2 separate regions of the Homo sapiens genome follow, and region 2 is linked to region 1. A link is a loop called in an ENCODE intact Hi-C map of the cell type or tissue named here. Cell type or tissue: sigmoid colon. All regions are shown on one strand. Each heading gives the region's core, and the rest is flanking DNA. Links, peaks and the distances in the headings are about the cores only.

Evidence for each region. Peaks named below come from ENCODE experiments on the same cell type or tissue, not always from the same donor. Only the 100,000 strongest peaks of a DNase experiment are listed, where the experiment ranks them.
Region 2: a loop joins it to region 1, with 6 times the contacts of the local background. A loop is called at or near these places in 40 of 110 quality-filtered maps.

The regions. Positions count from the first base shown.
Region 1 is chr20:21,697,913-21,708,799 of GRCh38, forward strand. It overlaps PAX1 (paired box 1), which reads left to right and starts at 7,752. Exons shown (of 5, transcript NM_001257096.2): 1 at 7,752-8,086; 2 at 8,526-9,155; 3 at 10,646-10,788. The coding sequence starts at 7,801. It overlaps LINC01726 (long intergenic non-protein coding RNA 1726), which reads right to left and starts at 5,673. Exons shown (of 5, transcript NR_109878.1): 1 at 5,410-5,673. RefSeq lists enhancers at 3,174-3,779, 4,991-5,595. In sigmoid colon, for the core only: a CTCF peak has its summit at 5,209; a DNase peak (open chromatin) is centred at 5,239; H3K4me3 peaks cover 1,136 bases; H3K27me3 peaks cover 8,000 bases.
Region 2 is chr20:22,308,160-22,319,046 of GRCh38, forward strand. No RefSeq gene overlaps it. Among named protein-coding and RNA genes, the nearest start is that of LINC01427, 31 kb to the left of the region's middle. In sigmoid colon, for the core only: a CTCF peak has its summit at 4,792 (motif pointing left); a DNase peak (open chromatin) is centred at 4,782; H3K27me3 peaks cover 523 bases.

The DNA.
Region 1 (10,887 bases), core at 1,828-9,827:
AGCTAAAAAGAATCTGAAAAACCATTGCTTACAATGCTGTACTTTTATGTACCTTTTGAGGACAGAAAGGTCCTACAGTGATGCGGTTACTTCCATATTTTTTGCAACTTGTTTAAAAAATGAAATGACGTTTGTATTTTAGAATAAGCGTACAAAACAATAAAAATCAAATCAAATCAAGCAGTTTAGATTTTAACATGTATTACCAAGGTGAGGCTAGCGAAAATGAAAAGGAGCTTTCTTTTAGTTGATTTCTGAGACTTGGAAGAGCATATGTGAAGTGTTCTATGAGGACCACAAGTCTGGGTCTGGATAAAAGCAACACTCAGATCTGCAATGCAGTAGTCCCTAGCCAGTGTGCAAAAGTCACCCCCGTTCTAAGCTGCATGGCAATGAAATAATGTTAACAACCCCACTAGTCATAAAGATACAAACTACACTGAGCCCTTCAGAAGATTCTGTATTTCTCAGATGGCATCAGAAGCTTGAGGGTTATGATTGCTCTGTGACCTTACATATCTAGAGAACTGTGCTATTTAACAGTGCTAAGAGTAGAGTTCAACTCCCACCTCCTCGGACAATGAAATCATTCGGACTCCCTCACTGGGTAGCATTTATGATTCATTGCCACCTCTCCCAAATTTGATCTGTCAGCCCGAGAGGCTAAGTCAGTTGCTGACTCTCTGCTGCTCCCCAACCCCTCCAGCTTACTGTACAGTGAAGCTGTACGGACGGTTATACCTAAGCAGGAGGCTGGGGTCACCTGTGTGAGGGCAGGAAGACAAAGGGATCTTTAAAGATGACAAACGTCAGGCAGCCAACCCAGCCTGGGAAGGCAGTGTTCTCCCTGTTTCCAGGAGGGGTCAAAGTGACATAGTGTGACAATGCCCAGGAAGGCTGTTTTAGACATGGATTTAAATATATTTTCATGAGCCACTGTAAGGTGTTCACAGAGGTGAGACCAGTGAGCCACCCGCCTTTCCTCTGGCATCCAGGAAAACACTTGTGAAGCAAGAAGTATCATGTTACACCAGCCCTTCTCTTCCCAGTTTCTCCTAAAACAGATTCTCCAACTTCAATACGCATTAGAATCACCTGGGCAGCTCTTAAAAATCCCAGTGTCCAGGCCACAGCCCAGAAAAATTCAATCGGAATCTCTGGGGATGGGTCCCAGGCATCAGGGCCTTCTAAGTCTCCCTTTGGTGAATTCAATATGCAGCACCAGTTGAGATTCAGTGTTTCTTAAAGAACCCTTTACAAAAGCAGGACTGGTTGAAGTGGTGTCTATTCAACGGCACAGAACTGAACATCGGCTCTAAATGACTGTTCAGTCGGCTTATTGCAGGACTGGGGAGAAGCACTCACCCGCGGTGGTGATGCGGCTCTTTTCCTGCATAAAATCTACAGACCCTGTCTAATATTTTCCATGCCAGGCAATGAGATCACAAACTCCAAAACATTAAATCAAAACCGGAGGCATTACAGGTCTTCAGTAAAACTTCATAGTCCGTACACAAGGGGGGGGAGAGAAGAAAATTAAAACCATCACCAAGCTGCGGACATATTATATGTGTGAGTGTGTGCATTTTTTTTGTGTGTGTATGTATGCATGTACGTATGTATGTATGTATGTATATGTAGCAAGCATTGGGATGTCATAGCAATTAGAGACAAAAATATGTAGAACAATAATTAGTTAAAAGTGATTGGCTAGGCAGACAGTAAAAAGTTACTCACAAGTAAAAAGAATCCATTTGTGCCTTAAAGAAAGCTCATCATAAAAGATCCTTGATTCCTAACAAGGAAAATGATTTATGCCAAGGTGGGTGGAAATAACAGTGATATACATATGATAAATTAAATGAACATGAAGGAGATCCTACTTTCATGAGAATATTCAATTATAAAGGACTTCAAGACTTCTGAGTTTACAAAACCGTGTAACAAAGTCTTTATTCCAAAATAGCGGTGTTTCTAAATAGTATGCTGGATATAAAAAATAAAAGCCTTAACATCTAATTCTAATCATAATTTTAATGATGGAAGAAATGGATAACTGAAGATGGGAGCAGTACTTTGGTTTTAACACCTGCAGTAGCTGCAGGTGTTAGCGTTCCTTTAGCAAACCTTCTACCTATCTCATTTTCAGGGCTTGAATTATGTTTTTGTGTGGGTGTGTGCTGAAGATTGGAGAGGACTGATCTTTAATAAGAAACTAGACAAGTCCAGGCAAACAAGGACTGGCTTGACATTGTCTTTAATCAAGACAAAGGGCTCCACATGGGTCCTTCACCTTCCTTGTCCATTATTCAGGTTCTATTACCATGTAGGAACAGAATTTCCAAAGCACTACCCTTGCATTCAAGGGCAACACACTTCAAGCTGGTTCCAATTAGGCTGGGCCAGTGTGGATGTCTCACACGCGTCAATATTTGCAGCTGAGCTAGTCAGATCTGCAGGGGTATCCTCTAGACAGCAGGAGACCCTTCTTACTGCTGCCTTTGTGAACAATCCTGCAGGCATTTACACCACCTCCCTCTCGCCTCCCTTCACAAATACCATTTCTATCCTTTGTACCCCTGTGGCTACTCTTAGATCTCCCCTTTTCCAAATACCTGGGAGATATGCCACATGGACATTTCAAGTTTCCCAAATAATTTCCATTTTATTAGTGACATTTAGACTTAATACTGTCACTTAAACATTTTTTGAGTGCTCACTGCGAAGGTGGAATTTTGACCCATGTCTGGAAATTTCTGCAGGCATTAATGTTGATGAAATGAAATTAAATCAGATCTAATTGCACAGTAGAGGTCATTTTATATAAGAGGAAATTGAGGCTTATTTGACATGCTCATTGCCAGGGAAAGAGAGAGACATAATAGCAATCTGCAGAACTCGATTTGGGGCTAGTGAGAATATACACACAAGAATGGCAAGAATGCCAGATCCTCCTGAAGGCTCTAGAAACCGTTTCTTCCTACAAAGGGCACCAACCCTCTGTAGTTTATTTTTATCAGCCAAATTCCACGTTTAAAATATATCTACTCCAAAGTAAATGTTATTAATGTAGTAGTCAGATCCCTGCATTGCAGGGTAGAAAGTATCTCAGATCTTCGTTGCCAATACTCAATTTCCCCCTATTTATTTCTAGTGCAGGTTTCACAGCAAATCTGTTTTCTAATTTGCTTTTTTCTTACATCTCTGAACAGAATTGAGGAGCACTGGTCTTCCACCGTTTTGTTAATCACATTGAAAATGTTCACCTATTCTTTTTTATTCATTTCACTTTAGGAAAATGAAAAAAGTTGTCCTGGCTTCTCTCGCCATGCATTGCCAAGGACGTTGCTCGCTGGTAGTGGCCAGTGTCAGCGGAAACGGTGCTCCATCCACCACAGCTGACCCGACTCATTTTCGATAATAAACATTTCCAGGGTAGCGAACATCATGGAGGCCTAGGCAAAGAACCAACTTTACGACCGCCTTGGTCAGCAGCAGGCCAAAGGAAAATAAGCCGCGGGAATGGGTCCGCGAAGCCAAGGACGTTATTTCTCGCTCTTGGGGGCTCTGTTTTAATGCCAGTTGGCAGGGTCCTCAACACCTTCCATTTGGGGTCTGGAGAGTCTGTGTGTCCTAGTCAGGAGAGGCAGGTTCTGTGCAAAACGCACTCCCCACCTCGTCCTTGAGGATCCACTCTGTTGGGAGGACGCTCTGACCTTGCGCTCCGAGGCGGCGCTCACAGGCGCCAATTCAGAATCTAGTCTTCCTCTCCCCTTCCTCGCTCCCTCCTTCCACCGCCGCAGTCATTCCCCGCGGAGTTTCGTTGTGTTGTTACACAAGCCAGCTTTTGGTTTGTTAGTTGTTCGCATTCCCCCAGGGTTTGCAGCTCCCCGATCTGGCTCAGCTCTTCTTCCCATAGTTTCTTTGCAGCTAGCAGCTCCTCATTTCTCTTTTCGTCAATTTTCTTCTTATTTTTAAGTATGATGTGGCGGATCTTTTTTGCAAAACTACGGGCATGTGTACGTGTGGAGCTTGGTACTATAACCTGATGCATAAAGTGCGTTTTTAGCCCGAGCTGCTTTTTTATTTTCCCCTTCAAACGTAAATTTAAGAAGAAAATTAAGAGACTCAATTTGACTTTGATTTTGAACCACAGGACTCATGGCTCAGTGCTCTTAAAACTCTTAAAAACACAGTAAAAGCGCAGGTCCTGAGCAGAGCCAGGACTCATGCAGGAGCGAAAGCGGGCCTATTAAGGCCTGAGGCTAGGACGTCGTGAGGAAGACCCGGGATCCCGGCCCTGCGGCCCCTGCGGGCTGCTGCTGGTGGGTACCAGCTTTCGTTGTTAGGCCCAAGTCTGGCCAGGGCTCTCGGGGAGTGCCACCTGTGTTTTCTGCCCTCTGTTACTTCCCGCAAGAACCGAAATGCGCACCTGTATGCCCAAGTTGGACTTAAATCAGCTTTTTCTTAAGGTTTCTCCTGGAGTCCTTGAAATGCATGGGCCCGGGGAACATCCCGGCCTATTGCTTGTTTTAACTCCCGGAAACAAACCCACCAAAAATCAAAGCCAAGTATGAGACATGAAGTGGGGGCGACTGTAGCTCCAAGAGCGGCCCTGTCACCGAACCCCTGGGTGTTTAGCAGTGTGAAGTTTCGGGTGTTGAGTTCACGGCTCAGGTGGCGTGCAGCAAGGGAGTTCTCATCAGTAACCCCCCTTGCCGCCAACCCCCAGTCCCCAGAAGGGCAGGCACCCCTTCGCGCCTCCTTTTTGACTCCCGCTTTCGGCAAAGAGTTTACCTCTCTTTCTTTTCCTGCCTTGGGAAAACTGGGCGAGGGCCCGAAGCCTCTGGGGTACCCTCAGATCCATCCTCTGCCCTGCTAGGAGTCCAGCCCCAGGCGGAGGAGTTTTGCCCCAGGTTTCTGAGTGCGCCCTCAGCTAACAGGCTCCCGCGACCCTGGAAGCGGAACTTTGTTGCACTCCGCTTCCAGAGGACGCTGAAATACGGTGCCAAACCCAGCCAAGCAAAAACGCAGAATCCGCGAGCTCTTTACCTCTGTGCGCTCAGCGCTGACTAGTAGCTGTCCCCGGGCCATGGAGAGGGCTAAGCTGCCTCCTTGGGAGGTGGGAGAGACGTTTCTTTTCCTTCTGCAATCTCATCTTAGGGCCATCTCTCACCAAGCCTAGCCTGCAGCTCGGGAACCCGCGATACCCGGCCGGGGGACGACAGGGGGCGACAAACTGTAAGGTTTTCCCTATGCCCGACCGTGCAGAAGGCTGCAGCGAGGGCTGTGTGCTCCCGATCGCGCACAGCTGGCTGCGGGAAAGGGGCCAGGATTGAGACGAAGGCTCGCGGACTCTGCTACCGGGGAGAACCACCCCCTCTCATCGTGCGCAATCCCCAGACTCACCCCTCTACAGTAGCCCCCAGCCACGGGCGGCCTTCACGGGGACGGGGGCGGAGTTTTGTCCTGGACTGCGACTCCTTGCCACTTTTCCAAGCTCGGCAGCAGAGGTGGGGTGGACGTTCCCCTGAAAGGGTAGTTGGGCGAACCAGCTCTCACGGTGTCACGACCGGCTTTATTTCCTCGTCTTTAGAGTGTGCCTGTTGACTCCTCACCTACTGGGGGGAAGAAGCGGCTTTAGCTGCTTTTCCGGATCACGAGTATCCACTGGACTGAGGCAGGGATGTGGCGTTCCTTTATCTCAGAGACTCCAAGGTCTGGAAATCAACCTTTCTTGGTATCTCGCGCCCGACGAAGCTAGCAGATTCCGCAATGGAGAGCACTGGGCAGGGTGCGTCCCCACTCCCCGCACCCCCGGAGCCCCGAGCATACTGTGCGTGCTTAGTCCTCTCTTCGCTGCCTTCGCGGAACTCCTGGCTTAGGCGTGCCCACTTTAATCCAAACCATTCCCTTTCCCTGTTCCTTACTCCAAACCTACGCTGTCATGGACAGGCCTAATCTTCTACATAGCTTCCCCTGCTCCCACTCTCGCACCCTCCTGCCAGTGCACTGACCCTCAAACCTCCTCCAGGTCTCCAGGACCTCCCAGAGCCAGAGACTGTACTGTGTTCATGCCGCCGGAGAGGAAGAGTTCACTTCTTTTAAACCTGATTTTTCTTTTTCCAGGAGTAATTCTTGTCTGTGGCCCCACCGCGTGCTCTCTCTAGAGAGTCCAGGAATTATGAGCCAGTCACTCCTGACAGATACATTTAGACAGGTGGATTAGGAGCCAGGGATGCTCTCTGGCCCTACAGCGGAGGCAAAGGGGTCGGGGCCTCCGCAGCCATGGCTCCCCAGGGTGGGCTGATAGGGTCCATGTGCTCCTCAGCCACTGTCACCGCGCTGGCGCCATACTCAACTCTGGGTGGCTAAGGAGAGCTAGACCCTTGGGGTGGGCAGGAGGGAGGGGAAGAGGGTTCTCTCCTCCAGGGGAGCGCTGGGAGTCTCAGAAACCTCGGCTGTTCCTACTCTCTCCCCTATGCCCTCTTCCTGGTCTAGCACATTCAGCCCAATGCCTTTGGTGCTTACTGGGCTCAACCTCAGAGCTCTCAGATCCTGACCCCCTCAAATCAGTTCATGTTCAAAACCACGAGTTTCCTCCTCTTGGCCCTCACCGCATGGCTCCCGGACACAGTTAGCTGCACAGGTTGGGGAGTTCAGAACTGCTTTGGTGCAGGGTAGAAACAGAGAAATTGTTGATGTTCAATCTCAGGGGTGAATAATTCAGGGCTGCGCAAAACCTCATTTAAATGAAGGAGAAATGACCATTCTGTGGTTTAACAGAGACTTCCTGAAGCTGCAGGTGCTGGGAGAAAGACGAGGCCAGGCCACCTGGGATAGAGTGGTGCGAGATTCCACCGCCAGGGAGAAAGGAACTTGTCCTTCAGACCTAGAGCTGGAGCTATGCATTTGGCCTCCCGCCGGTCGCGCTTGGGGACAGGAGGGCGCCGGATCTATGCGCCCCTTAGCAGCAGATCGGGATCCTTTTGCCTCCTGCCCCTTCTGTCACTGCTTGGAGAGGGATGAGTTCTGGTGGCTGGGCCTGGCTGTAGGAGACAGGATTTGGACCGTGCCCCTCTCGCATCACCGAAATCACCCCCACTATTCCAAGAGTGGTTGGCTATTAAACGTGAAGATTTCCTGAGAGAAGGATTGAGGACCTGGCCAGGAATGGGACACAAGTTCCGCCTTGTGTCTTCCTGACAGGAGCCCTGCACCGCGCTGGACGCTCACCTTGACACTCCCAGCCAGCTGGGGTACTGATCCCACCCTTCCCCGGCCGCTGCCCCGGGAGTGGGGAGGTAGAGAGAGCCACACCCGAAACACCTTTCCACGATAAACTTTTATTCTCTATCTTATTATTAATGGTGGCGGAAATAAAACTAAAACCAAAACGAAAACGAGTACTAGTACTAACACACTAATCAATTTGAGATGACTTCCCCCTCATTCCCAAAGCTAGAGGAGGAAGGGGGCTGAAAGGGGCTCAGAGCAGTGGAAGGTCCCAGGCCCAGCTGGGGTTGGGACGTGTGTGTGTGTGTGTGTGTGTGTGTGTGTGTGTGTGTGTGTGTAGAGGGGTGGGTTCCGGGGGGGTGGTGGAAGAGGGCCGAGGGGGGAGGATAGAAGGAGGGGGTAGAGTTTCAGGGCGGGGAGGGGGGCGCTGGGGCGCAGTGACGGGAACCAATGAGCTGCCAACTCGCGCGTCTCCGGCGTGACTGCCGAGATTGACGTGGAGGACACGTCAAATTGATTCCCGCACGCTGCAGCCTCCCGGTCAGACGAATTTCTCCCAATCGGATGAAGTTCACCCTGGGCCTGGGGTCGCGGGCGTGGAGAGTGTCCTGGGAGGGGGCAGCAGCGGCGGCGGCAGGCCCTGGAGCGGGCGGCAGCGCGCTCCGCTGCCGCGCACAGCGCGTCTCCAGCCCGCGGCTGGGCCGCCGCGGCTCTCGGCTCTCGGGCGCCCTCCCTCTATGCCTCTCACGCGGCGGCGGCGGCGCCCAAGCTCTCCCGGACTGCGCCGGGCCCAGCCCCGGCCACCCCGGCCACCCCGGCGCCAGGCAGCTGGCCGGCCCGCTCGCTATGGGTAAGGGGCGGGCGACAGGCAGGGCTCGGGAGGGCTGATGAGGTGGGTCGGGTCCGCCTGCCTCCCTTCCCTCTCGTCCGCTTTCCCTGGGCGACCCAGTCCTGGGTCCTGGAGAAGCTGCATTCTCCTCTGATCCCCAGCCTTCAGGGGGCAGTTGAGCAAGTCTGGGAAGGGAGTGTTCCAAGTAGACGCGCTAAAAGTCGCGAAAGGGCACGGAGGGCTACAATGCGCCGCGCTCCACTCCGCGGCTCCTCTGCGCCCTTGCCCACTCCAAGCCAGACCCAGGCGGTTTGCCCTTGGACTCCGAGCTGTCTGGGGACCCACAGGTCACCTTTGGAAGTGCGCCTGGGTGCAGTCCCTCGCTCCGCGTGGGGACCCTTGGCTAACCCGCCGGGTGTTTTCTCCCCCTCCGGCTCACTCTTGTCTGGCGCATCCGCAGAGCAGACGTATGGCGAGGTGAACCAGCTGGGCGGTGTGTTCGTCAACGGCCGCCCCCTGCCCAACGCCATCCGCTTGCGCATTGTGGAGCTGGCGCAGCTGGGCATCCGACCCTGTGACATCAGTCGGCAGCTCCGCGTATCCCACGGCTGCGTGAGCAAGATCCTGGCGCGCTACAACGAGACCGGCTCCATTCTGCCCGGGGCCATCGGGGGGAGCAAGCCCCGCGTCACCACTCCCAACGTGGTCAAGCACATCCGGGACTACAAGCAAGGAGACCCTGGCATCTTTGCCTGGGAGATCCGCGACCGGCTGCTGGCCGACGGCGTCTGTGACAAGTACAATGTGCCTTCGGTGAGCTCCATCAGCCGCATCCTGCGCAACAAGATCGGCAGCCTGGCGCAGCCCGGACCGTACGAGGCAAGTAAGCAGCCGCCGTCGCAGCCTACGCTGCCCTACAACCACATCTACCAGTACCCCTACCCCAGTCCCGTGTCGCCCACGGGCGCCAAGATGGGCAGCCACCCCGGGGTCCCGGGCACGGCGGGCCACGTCAGCATCCCGCGCTCATGGCCCTCGGCACACTCGGTCAGCAACATCCTGGGCATCCGGACGTTTATGGAGCAAACAGGTCAGTTGTGGCGGCCTCCGTAGCCTTCTATTAAGGGGCAGAACCTGGGGCGGGCAGGCTTGCAGGAGAGGACTCACACTCGCTCTCCTCCCGGGACCGGTTCTGGCTCAGGGGAGGGCTCCACACTGGCCAGGGAGGCTGGGGGTCCTGGGCCTTTTGTAAGAGACCTCGGACATCTTGAACTTTTTATGACAAATATGGAAAATATTTCCCAAATAGAAGAGCAATCGCCGACCACAAATTTGGAGGCCTGAAATTGTGCTTTTTCATTCTTGCAAAAAGTATGCAAGCCCCTGTTGCCAAATCTAAGGGGGAAAAAAACCCGCTCAATTTTGAGACCCTTTCTTTAGCTCTCAGAATCCTTCACGATTTCCCAAGGGTTCTGTCCCCCACTCCCAGGCCCAGTGGCTCTTCTGAGTTAAAGGAAAAGGGATCTTGTGGTCGATTGAGTGGCCTACATCTCTAAGGTCCTGTGGCCTTGCAGGTCCTGGAGTTTGCGGTGATGGCTGGTGGGGCTGCAGCCACCTTCACAAGGATTTGTCATTTATCTGCAACTAAAGCTTAACACACTATAGGTCAAGTGGGTGACGAGGAAGATGGGGAAGGCGGGAGGTTTGGAACAACTTTGATGCCTGGCTGGGAAAGAAACCAGCCAGAATCGGGTCTGGATTTCTTTGCGCTCTCCCCAGCTGCCAGCAGCTGGCCAGGGGATGGCACACTCTTAGGTGATCAGACTCAGGAGGAGGGCAAGAAGCAAAATTCACCATAGCCTAGGAGGAAAGAGTGGTGGCTGGAAAGAAACTGTGAGTGCTCAGCTCCAGCAGCAGCAGCGCCTCTGTGGCCCTGCTCTGGCTTTGTGTCTCCTGGTGGCTCTAACCCAGCCTAAGGCTAAAGCTTCCCATGGAATGGCAGGGGTCTGGAGGTGACCCCACCAAGCCTGCACGCAGATCTGGAGGTTTCCCTTGGTTCCTGGCACACACAAGGGCCCGGGGAGCAGCTGTGTGCTTCTATCTGACCCGTGGGGACAACAATGTTGACGCTTCTTTTGGGAAACCCTGGGCGTTTCCAGAGGCAGTTCTCGTAGAATCGTCTCCCTGCCCTCCAGAGGCTTGTGCAGATGTTGAGAAATCAATACAATTTTCATGAGGTTGCTGTAGCTTTGAACTCGGAAGTTTCTGGGAGCCGTGTCTGGACAATGGAGCGGCCGCTTTGGCCGAGTCTGCCCAGGCTTTGACTCAGCAGCAGCCTCCCGTTCGTGGGAAACCGGTTGAAGGCTAGGAGGACCGGGCAGCAGGCCTGGCTGCCTTTCCTCCGCCCCACCCGGAGTGGTGAACATTCCAGTCCCTGCCGCCTCCTGGTGGAGTGTCAGGCCACCTACAAATTTTGTGGGACCCCTGGCCGTGTCTTCAGATACAAATTGGGTGGTTGGCCACACGTGTGCCCAGGGCAGATTCGGAGGCACCTTTTAATCCGTCCTCTCTCTCCTGCAGGGGCCCTGGCTGGGAGCGAAGGCACCGCTTACTCTCCCAAGATGGAAGACTGGGCCGGCGTGAACCGCACGGCCTTCCCCGCCACCCCCGCAGTGAATGGGCTAGAGAAACCTGCCTTAGAGGCAGACATTAAATACACTCAGGTAACCAGGAGGCACGTGAGGCCGTGACCTTAAGTAGGGAAGCAGAAGGTTTGGGCAAGTGGGGAAAAAGAGAGAGAAAGAAAAGAAAAAATTTCCAGG
Region 2 (10,887 bases), core at 1,495-9,494, 610 kb after region 1:
CATTTTACATTTTCATATATAAGTGTGCATCACCATTTGTTGTTGTTATGGTGTGAAGTACAGTGTTAACCTCATGCTCTTTCTACATAGATGATGCTATGGTCTGAATGTGTCTCCCCAAATTTATATATTGACACTTAATTACCAATGCACTAGTAATAAGAGGTGGGGCCTTTGGGAAATGATTGAGTGATGGGGAGAGCCCTCTAATGGGACTAGTGATGTGATAAGATGGCTGGAGAGAAATAACTTGGCCCCTGTCCCTTCCCCCTCATGCCATTTAAGGATATGCAGCAAAAAGATGCCATCTGTTATGCAGAGAGCAGCCCTTACCAGACACTGAATCTGCTCACACCTTGACTTTAGACTTCCCAGCCTCCAGAACCATGAGAAATACATTTCTTTTGTTTATAAATTACCCAGCCTAAAGCATTTCATTATAGCAGCAGGAATAGACTATGATGGATGCCCAATCACCTTTACATCATTGGTTGAAGTGCTTTCTCTCCACTAATCTGCAGTACAAGCTCTGCCTCAAGTCAGGGTTGCTTATATAATCATAGATATGTTTCTAGAACCGCTATTCAGTTCTGGGATTTTTTAGGGGGAGTCTATCCCTACATTAATACAACATTATCTTAGTTACTTTAGCTTTAGACAATTTGTCTTATTTTCTGATTTGGTCATTTTTCCTACAAGTGTGTGTATAGATATTTTTTAAGTAAATCTTCATGCTTTTTAAGTTCTGTGATAATTTTGAATGGAACTGCATTGACTGTAGTTTCCTAGATAGCATCAGCATTTCTTCCCAATCTGTAAAATGAAGATTCTAGTGGAGGTATTTTTTTTTTTTTCCCAGGCATTGAAGAAAAAGGGAACAGTGGGCCAAATACCTATGGGTGATTGGCCAGCAAGCTTAAGCCTTGCTTGTATAAACCTGGAGCCTCCATAGTGTCAGTGTGACCTTTGGGCAGAAATGGAGAAATATATTAAGACAAAGCCAGCATTCAAAAGGGAGCCAATGTCAAGGAATGTGAGATAACAGTACATTCTAGCAATAATGTTCACTTGTTAAGTAGACGCTATTTGTTTAATAAACCATTAATATACAATAATATTACATTAAATCAAACTCAATTCAACATTTATTATGTATTTTGTTGAAAATATTTTCACAAGATACATCATATAAAAAATATTTTTTCAATAAATTATATAATACCGTAAAGTTTTTAATGTTTGAATGATATTGTGTCTGTGGTGGAGAGAATGTTGGATTTTTATTTTCTGGCAGTAGAATTTATTTAATCTTTATAAAATGTAGTGTCTTCATTTGGAACATTGGGTTAATAATACTCAATTTTTGAAAGTTTGATAAAAATTAAATTATATAATATATGTCGGTGTCTTCAAATGTGAGCTTCAGTTTAAGTTATTGAGGCTTTTGTCCAAAGGCCCCCTCTGTGGAAGCTCAGTGTGTACATTTGTGAATGGTGGGTTCCTCTACGGTTACTCATGCCTCCATCCCCTCCCTCATCTGCTATGGAGTCTGTATCCTCCCAGTGTCTCTTGGAATTTGTTGTGTAAAAGAATCAAGGTAATGAATAAGTTAAGAGTACAATAGAGGAGAGGAAATTGCAGAAGTCTATGGGACTAAATTTTCTTTTGTTTTGTTTGTTTGTTTTTTGAGACAGGGTCTTGCTCTGTCACCCAGACTGGAGTGCAGTGGCATGATCACAGCTCACTGCAGCCTTGACCTCCAGGGCTCAAGTGATCCTCTTTCCTAAGCCTTCCAAGTACCTGGGACTACAGGTGCATGCCACCATATCCAGCTAATTTTTGTGTTGTTTGTAGAGACGGGATTTTGCTATGTTGTCCAGGCTGGTCTCTAACTTCTGGGTGGTCTCTAACTCAAGTGGTCCTTCCGCCTTGGCCTCCCAAAGTGCTGGGATTACAGGTGTGAGCCACCACAGCTGACCAATGGAACTAAGTATTTTAATAGGAAAAGTAAAATTGCTAGTTAAAAATGAAAGGATATATCAAGAAAGTAAATGAAGCAGAGAAAAACAGATAAGAATCTACTCTGTATTCAAGAGAGAAACTTTTTTATTATTCAGACAAGAAAACGGGCTCTGGTGCAACTGCTGCCAATTGTGAGCAGAATTAAAAATAGGTTTTAAATAATCTATATATTTATATATAAAACACCCTTAGGGCATTGTTTGAGAAAATGAAGTAAAGATTTAAAATGTCTTCTCTTTGGATTGTGTTTCTTTGGTTGCTATTCTTTGCCAGAACTGGACCTCAGGGTGGCTGACTGTTGCTATTTTTCAGGTTATACAAGGGTCTTTTGGTATCCATCATAGGCGGCTGGTTCCAGGACCCCCATGGATACTAAAGTCTGAGGATGCTCAAGTCCTACAGTCTACCCTGCGGAGCCAGTGGATACAGAAGGTGAATTCCATGTGAGACTCACGAAGGCAGTTGCTCTTATTCAATAGTGCTTGAGGATTTGAGGGCAGGTCTTCTCAGGAGTTGCTGGAAACATTAAGGCACAAAGCAGGCACAGTTAAAACCTGCGGTCTACTTGAAAACACCGTAAACTTGAAAGTGACATGCACATGAAGTATGATCAATCATGAAAATTGGCTGTTGCATGCAAAGCGCTCTTATTAAAGCGTGCTCTACATCTCTTCGAATGCTTGTTAAAATGCAGTTTCCTGGACCTGAATCAACTCTACCAGGCTTGCTTTTTCAGCAGGTTCCTTGGATCATTCTTATGTGTCCCCAGATTTTAGAACCACAGTGTCAGTGGAACAGGGAATTTGGAAGCCGACAGAAAGGCTTGCGCAGGTCTATACCCCATCACAAACAGTAAGTTTTGTGGCTTGCATATCTTGAAATAATACATGTGAACTTCACTTAGCTCAAGTGAAAACCATTTTTCCCCTGTCCTCAATATTCCTGAAAAAGCAAAGAGTTATTGCCGGGATCTGCAAGTCCATTTGTGCCTGGAGTTTGAATCAATACTTTGGTTTGCACATATGCGTACTATAATTTGTCAAATGTAAGAGGATTTTGTTGCTATTTGTAAAATTAAAAAATTAAAATTATTGTATTTAAAGAAGTAGAACCACAAATTATAATTATGTGAGGATTGACAAAAAATTTTAAAAGGATTTCTGAGGTCTTTTTTTTCCTCCTAATTAGGGAGCCACCCAGTGTCCCTGGTAAGTGTAAGCTATCAGCCAGGGCAGAATTCCAAAAGAGACACAGCCCCAGATATTGCCCTTTAATGACTGAACAGGCAAATTAAGTGGAGCTGACTGATCCATGGATCTGTGTGGAACTGCCTGGCCACGTGTTCTTGGCAGAGGGGTTACTCGGTGGCTACTTCATTGCTTCCAGTCTCTTCCCTATGCCATTCCAGAGGTGCAGTGACACACACACTGCAGAAATTTTTGTGACCCATTTATTCATTTAGGAGACTCGAATGACACCATTAACAAAAATTAGGGGTACAAGCAACATGCAGCAACCATTCAGTTTGGTCTATTCCTTGATTTGGAGAAATCTGGAGATGAACTTTTGGAATTTTCTAGTACTTTAAAACTTTGGCCAAGCATTAAATGGAGTTTAAAAGTCAATCTCTTCAGTAGTAGAGTGAAATCACATGAATAGATTTATACTTGATTTTTAAAATGTCAGTCTACAAAAAGCCAAAAAACAGAGGGAAAAAAACAAGGTTGCAGCAGGTGAAAGAGTTTCCTGCAGTCCATATCAGATGTGAGAAAGAAGCTGTCTGCCTCTTCAATGTGTTAAAATTTGGTTAGAGATCCTCCCACGCTGTATTAGCCTGTTCTCATGCTGCTAATAAAGACATACCCAAGACTGGGTAATTTATAAAGGAATGAGATTTCATTGACTCACAGTTCCACATGGCTGGGGAGGCCTCACAATCATAGTGGAAGGTGAATGAGGAGCAAAGTCACGCCTTACATAGTGCAGGAGAACTCCCTTTTATAAAACTGTCGGATCTCGTGAGACGTATTCATTACCATGAGAACAGTATGGGGGAAACCGCCCCTATGACTCAATTATTTCCACCTGGCCCCATCCTTGAAACATGGGGATTATTACAATTCAAGGTGAGCTTTGGGTGGGGACACAGCCAAATCATGTCACATACCTACAACTGAAACTATTAGAGGTTAAAAGTTTTAAAATTACATAAAACTTCAGTGAGAATGGGAAGGGATTTTATAAAACTGTTTGTTGTTCTTCCCTTCCTCCCCATATATTCTCTAGCGCACACACTCATATCCCCCCCCCCCCACATACACACACACACACACACACACACACCACAGACACATGTTGCCACCCATGAAGTAAGAGTCAGGATTTTTTTTTCTTTGAATATTTCTTTTCCTCCAGGAAATGGTAGAGGCAAAACATCTCTAAAAGAGTTAAGGATTTTTAAGACTTAAAGGTGTAAAGGATAGTAGTTAGTTCTGATTTTCTTTTTCCTCTTTTTTTACTCATGCGCCTAAATGTTTTCCTAAACTTGGAGCCAGAAAATGAGGAAAAGGGAAACATTCTCATGAAAACAAATCCAACCTCCGCTCAAAATATATGTATGAAAGTTTTCCTCAAACCGATTTTTCTTTTTAGATTCCAAAAAGCTCATTGAGTTGGCTTTTTGAGCAATCAGCGTTTTCCAGTAGCAAGCAAATTTCCTTCCCAGTGGGAAATTTGCTGATAAAACGACTGGAACCAGTGCGCCACCTGATGGTCTTTCCACACATTTCAGTTTACTAGAAAAAGGCAAAAAAAAAAACAACCATGGAAATTCCCTTTAGCAAATGTACTGTATTCTAACTTGAGTCAGGGCAGAGTCTCATAGATTAACAGTTGCTGCTTAAACTAAATATTCACTCACTTTATATAAAACAAAAACTATTTTATCCATGACCTTCAATCTGAATCCTTTATTAGACTAATTTGTTAGGAAATACTAAGTTGATCTAGTTTGCTGATAATTTTCATTTTCATTTTTCAGTTACAGGCAAATATTTTAAAAGTACATATTAGAGGCCAAAGGACGTTATCCAACATCATTCCCAACCCCCAAAGTAAAATAAGCCCTCAGGTAATCTAGAATCAGCCTTCCAAATGTGGGAGTTGCCCAAGGTCATTTCATTCAATGTGAATCAAAAATTAATTGAGCTCAAAGTTAACACCATCAACAGACATCATGAGGATCCTAGAAAGATGCACTGAGAAGGGCCCAACATCACTTCTGTGGGTTTCGTGCCAAAAATGAAAGACACTGGAGAAATCCAGGGAGTAACAACCTAGAAAATAACTGGCCTCTGCTCTTCAAAGACATCAAGGTGAAGAAACACAAAGAGATCCTGAGGAAATGTTCCAAAACAAAAAAGCCTAAAGAGACATTAACCCAAGTATGATTGGATCCTGGACTGGGGTAAATAGGAAAAAGGACATTGTTTGGACAAGTGATGATATTTGAAAATGGACTTGGGACTAAACAATAGCATTCTATCCATGCTAAATTTTCTTATTTTCATAATAATATGATGGCATGTAAGAAAATGTCTTTGGTCATTGGAAATATATGCCTTAAGAAAATCTGCAAGAGTTGAATCAACATATGGATACAGAGCATTGAGGTCACTTTGCTTGTAGGTGGCACAAAAAGAAAATAGGTACAGGTGGGAAGTCCCAAGTATCATGTTTTCTGCTCCCTGTCCTTGTCTAGGGCTGTCTGGCTAGGGGCTGGGATTCTTGGTAAGATCTGTCTTAGAGTTAGATCTTGGTAGATGAGATCTATCTTATAGATATGGAAGATCAGCTTCTATATCTCCCGTATCTATAAGAGGAAATGGATATTCTCCCACCTGCTGTCTTTAGCCTCCCTTCCTAGGATGCTCTGAGGATCAAAGTAGACAATAGTCTAAAGGTTAAGAATGTGTTAAACCCCTGTATGGTAGAAAGCAGGGAAAGAGGGAGACAGGGTACCCTCTACTGATGAAGGTTCCAGTAGCTGGGAGAGAGAAACTATCTGTATGTTTCAGGAAGTAAAGTCAGATATAAAAATGCAACCAGTAATTAGGGATTTGTATCATGTATGCCAACTATAATTCTCAGTTTCACCATATTTCTCTCAACATTATCTCATCAGATTTGTACAATGACTTTGCATATGATGTGGAGGAAGTACTATAAGCTACATTTTATTGATGATGACAATAGAGCTCACATATAAATAACAGCACCTCTATTTTGTTTTGTAGATATTAGTCCTGGACAGAGCTGGTGTAAGTTAATAGGCCAACTGTCTCATGGACATTCACAGCTCCTTGGTTTGATCCAAGATGATCCCTTAGTAGAGGCATCATAGTTTTGCAGAAAGAGCTGTATCTTTGAAATATTCCAGGCCTGGATTGGCATGTCATGTGTACCACTTCCTGAGCATACAGACTTCAGCTGGGGTTGCTCTACCTCTCTGAATCTCAGTTTCCCCAAGATCTTGTGCTTTTAACTACACTGCATGTCCATAAATGTTACAAGCATTGTTTTGCATGTGTATTCATTATAATTTGTTGTAACTTTATTGAAGTATAATACAAATATGGAAAAGGGCCATGTCCACAGTGTACAGCTCTGTGCACTTCCACAAAGAACAAACTTGCGACACCATCACCCAAATCATGGAAGCAAATGCCACCCAGAAGCCCTTTCTCTGGTAGTATTGTCTGGTAGTATTGACACCATAAGTGGGATGTTACTGTACACATCATTTTGCAATTTGCTGTTTTCAATCAAAGTCATGTTTTTGAGCTCTAAACTGCTGTATTGAATGTAGTTCAAATTGAGAAAAATCATTTATCTGGAGCATTTTCAACAGCTTATCACTTAATAAAATAAGATAATGCATAGAGCGGAGAAGGCAGGAGAGAGAAAAAAAGGAGGGGGAGGCAGAGAGGGAGAGAGACAGGGAGTGAGAGAATGAATATGCTGAGCCATTTCCCCCACTGCCAAGCACAGTAAGTCCTTCTGACCAAACTAGGGGCAGCCTTGTCTGTGGCTGCCTGCATCTGCATCTTCACACATTATGCATGTGAAGGATAATGTTCTGGAATGTCCACTCACATGGGTGTTCTCTGGCAGGTCATTTTTAATCCCTGTGACCTCCTAGGGGAAACATCCTTCCCCCGTTTCTTCATTGTAACTCATTTTCAGATCCCAGTGGATCTTTGCCAAGCATTTTATTATATTTATTTTTCTTCCTTGATAACCTTGGCCTTTGCTGATTTCATAGCCAAAGTGGTAGAGATGAAAATCCTGTCGGTGGTCCTGGCTGAGGACACTGGAGGGCAGTGGGGATCACTCGATTGTACCTGTGGTGGAGAGGTGATCCCCAGTCTACTTTACAGAAGATCTAAGGAGCCTCCTTAGGAAATGCCATCTAAAGCCCCATCTCACCAAGCAGCTCTTGACCACAACTTGAAGTTACAGTCATTGAAAGCTCAGCCAAGATGGCTCCCAGCTCCATTCATGCTTCCTTCTGTAGCTGGAGGTCCTGGGTGGAGTGGGGGCCACAGTTAGAACCCACAGGAAGTGTTTGAGCTGGTGGTCACCATGACAGGTGCAGACATCTGCCTGCCTGTTCCCAGGGCTCATCCTCCTCCCTGCAAGGCATGGCACGAACAGCAGGGAGACTGAGGGGCCTCTGGGGCCGGAACACCTGAGTTCCAAATCCTGCAGCCACCTGAGAGCTGTGTGACCACAGAAATGGTGCTGAGCCATCCAAGAAGCAACTTGTTCCCATTTTGCATGAGAATTCAATGAAATCGAGAGTATAAACCACGGATCACAAAGCCCAGCCATGGTAGACAGAGATGTCATTTCCTTTTCTTTGTTCCTTCCTTTCCGTTTTTAACTCTTCTACCTGCTCTTTCCTCTTTCTCTTTTCCTCCCTCCCTCTCTTCCTTACTTTTTTTCTTCTTTCTTCCCTTGTTCCCTTTCCTAAAACAAAGTACCACATTGCTAAATCTAGGTGCTAGATTCATGGATATGTGCTACATGTATTATCTGTGTATTTCTAAGTGTTTAGAATATTTCATAATTTAAAAGTAAAACATTTAAACAATACCCCTCCAAAAAAAGTCTAAAGGCCCACAGTAGACAATTTGAAGTAGAATTTGAAGGTAGAGCTATCTGCAATATTTCCAAGCTCTCAGATGATTGCATTATGCAGCACAAGTTGAGAATCACTGGGCAGTCCCTCTATTCCAATTGCTAACTTTTGGGGAGAGTGATTCTGTTTTCTCCAAATGGGATGAGTGACCCCTGCCTGGCTCAGCTTGTCCCCGTCAACATGGGCATGCCCTGGAGGCATTGCTGGGGCAGACATTTGAAGACTTTGGAAATAGCAGAGGGAAAAGGTGTCCACCAGGCCTGACCATTTGTTAGGGTCAGAGAAAAGTGGTTAATTCACCCTGCAGAACACTAACCAAATACGAGCGCGATTTATGCCCCCACCTAAAGCCCATATGGAAGCATGGGAACCCCAGGCCTGGGAGAGACCTCTGCAAAGCTCCATCCTGAGTTTCCCTCAAGAGAATCAACCTTAAGAGATCAGAGTTTCAGAGATGAAGTCTCCTTCATTCTGTGCCAGAGTTAACCTAAATTCCTTCCACTCCCCAGACCCCATCATGGGCCTTGACCATGTACCAGAGGCCTGTGCTGAAGATAAAACCTGATTGCATTTCTGCCTCCTAGAGTCTGAAGAAACGGGAGGCATGGGGAAGTGACTCAGATGAAAGAGGCTGCATATTATTTTCTGTACAGTGGATTCCAAAGAAAAACAAATAACAGAATCCTATGTAATCAAGAAAAATATTACAGCTAAATGTTAGACTCAACTTTAGCTAATCTGTCAATGAGAGAAAAAAGCAAAATCACATAGGAGTGTTCTATTGTGTGCAGCCCCAATACCATCACAAAATGGGTTTTATAAAAATGTGTTGATGGCCAGGCGTGGTGGCTCATGCCTGTCATCCCAGCACTTTGGGAGGACGAGGCGGGTGGATCACCTGAGGTCAGGATTTCGAGACCAGCCTGGTCAACATGGTGAAACCTTGTCTCTACTAAAAATTGAAAAAGATTAGCCGAGTGTGGTGGCCTGGGCCTGTAATCCTACAATCCCAGCTACTAGGAAGCCTGAGGCAGGAGAATTGCTTGAACCTGGGAGGTGAAGTTTGCAGTGAGCCAAAATCAAGCCATTGCACTCCAGCCTGGGCGACAGGAGCGACACTCCATCTCAAAAACAAACAAAAAACAAAACAAACAACAACAACAAAAAAGTGTTGATGTAAAGTGTTGATGTAAACTTGGACTATGTTCAGGAATTAGAGGTGTGCAAATGACATGGGATTGGGAGTTATAAAGCACAATCTAAGTCGGGGGCGGGGAGTAATGACTGGAATGTACTAGTTGTCTTGATTTAAGCTAGCAAATGGTTTTAGAACATTGTTAACAAAAGAAAGGATCTTTTTTCATTTTTGTTTTTGTTTTTGAGACAGAGTCTTGCTCTGTTGCCCAGGCTGGAGTGCAGGGGCATGACCAGGGCTCCCTGCAGCCTCCACCTCCCAGGCTCAAGTGATCTTCCCATCTCAGCCCCCCAGTAGCTGGGATTGCAGGCACGCACCACCACATCCAGCCAATTTTGTATTTTTTGTAGAGATGAGTTGTCACCATGTTTCCCAGGCTGGTCTCGAACTCCTGGGCTCAGGCTATCCTCCTGCCTCCCAAAGTGCTGGGATTACAGGCATGAGCTGCTGCTCCCAGCCATCACAAGTATCAGTTAAATAGAGGAAATATTCATAATGGTTTCTTGTTTTTAGTCAAGATTTTCTTTGATTCAGATATTATAGAATCAATTTTTGTGCTTTTGCACGATATTGGTGAGAGCAGTGACCACGTTCAAGTGTTGTAAAAAGAAAAGATGTGTGTGTGCCTGTGTGTGCTTTTGTAAAAATGGCTTTGAGGAGAGGGGCACATTCTGCCAAATATCCTTCCTTTCTTTTTAACAAAAGAGGATAAGTCATAATCTTTTGCTTCCAAGGTTATCAATTTCCAGGTAATGTTCCCAGTATTGGTCATGTTACTCTCGGCTGGAAGGCACTGGGGGACATCAGGTGTGTTCCAACTGAAGATGGGTGACTCCAGTAGCTCCTGGGTGGTCTTCTCTGTAGGTTAAAGCTCTTCCTCCAGATGGAGCTGAACACTGCCAGTCATCGCTCTCTAAGTCAAGTCCTCCAGTGCGGAGAGCTGGAGCATTTGAGCATTCCTTTTCTTCTCCATGCCAAGATCTGAGTTTCCTGTGTTCCTGTTCTCACACCATTCTTCTCTGTTTTTCCACCTATTTCAACAAAACTTAAATCTGTCAACACTTGGCCATGCCCTCTGCCAGTGTGCGGTATTTGGGTTTTAAATGTAGAGGGGATGTTCAACTAAAAAATCAATAAATAAATTCCCTACTGCCTCTCCAACTGGATTTGTGTAATTGTGTCAGACAAAATCAAGTGTGTAGATGAGTGCACATTGTTTGTGTTGAAAGACGGTTTCCACACACACTGAAAATAAAGTTTGAACTCTTTATGGTCTGAAAAATGAGAAATTAGAGGAGACCACTGTTTGAGGAATTAGCACCTCATACTTTACTGCAAGAAGCTAAAATCAGGAGGATTTTGGTGTGTGAAGAGGTCTTCCTTTGAAAGTGGTGGAGCTTTGTCCCAGCTCTGTCCACTTAGACGGGCTTGAGGAAAGGAATCCCAAATAATAATAACTACACTAGCT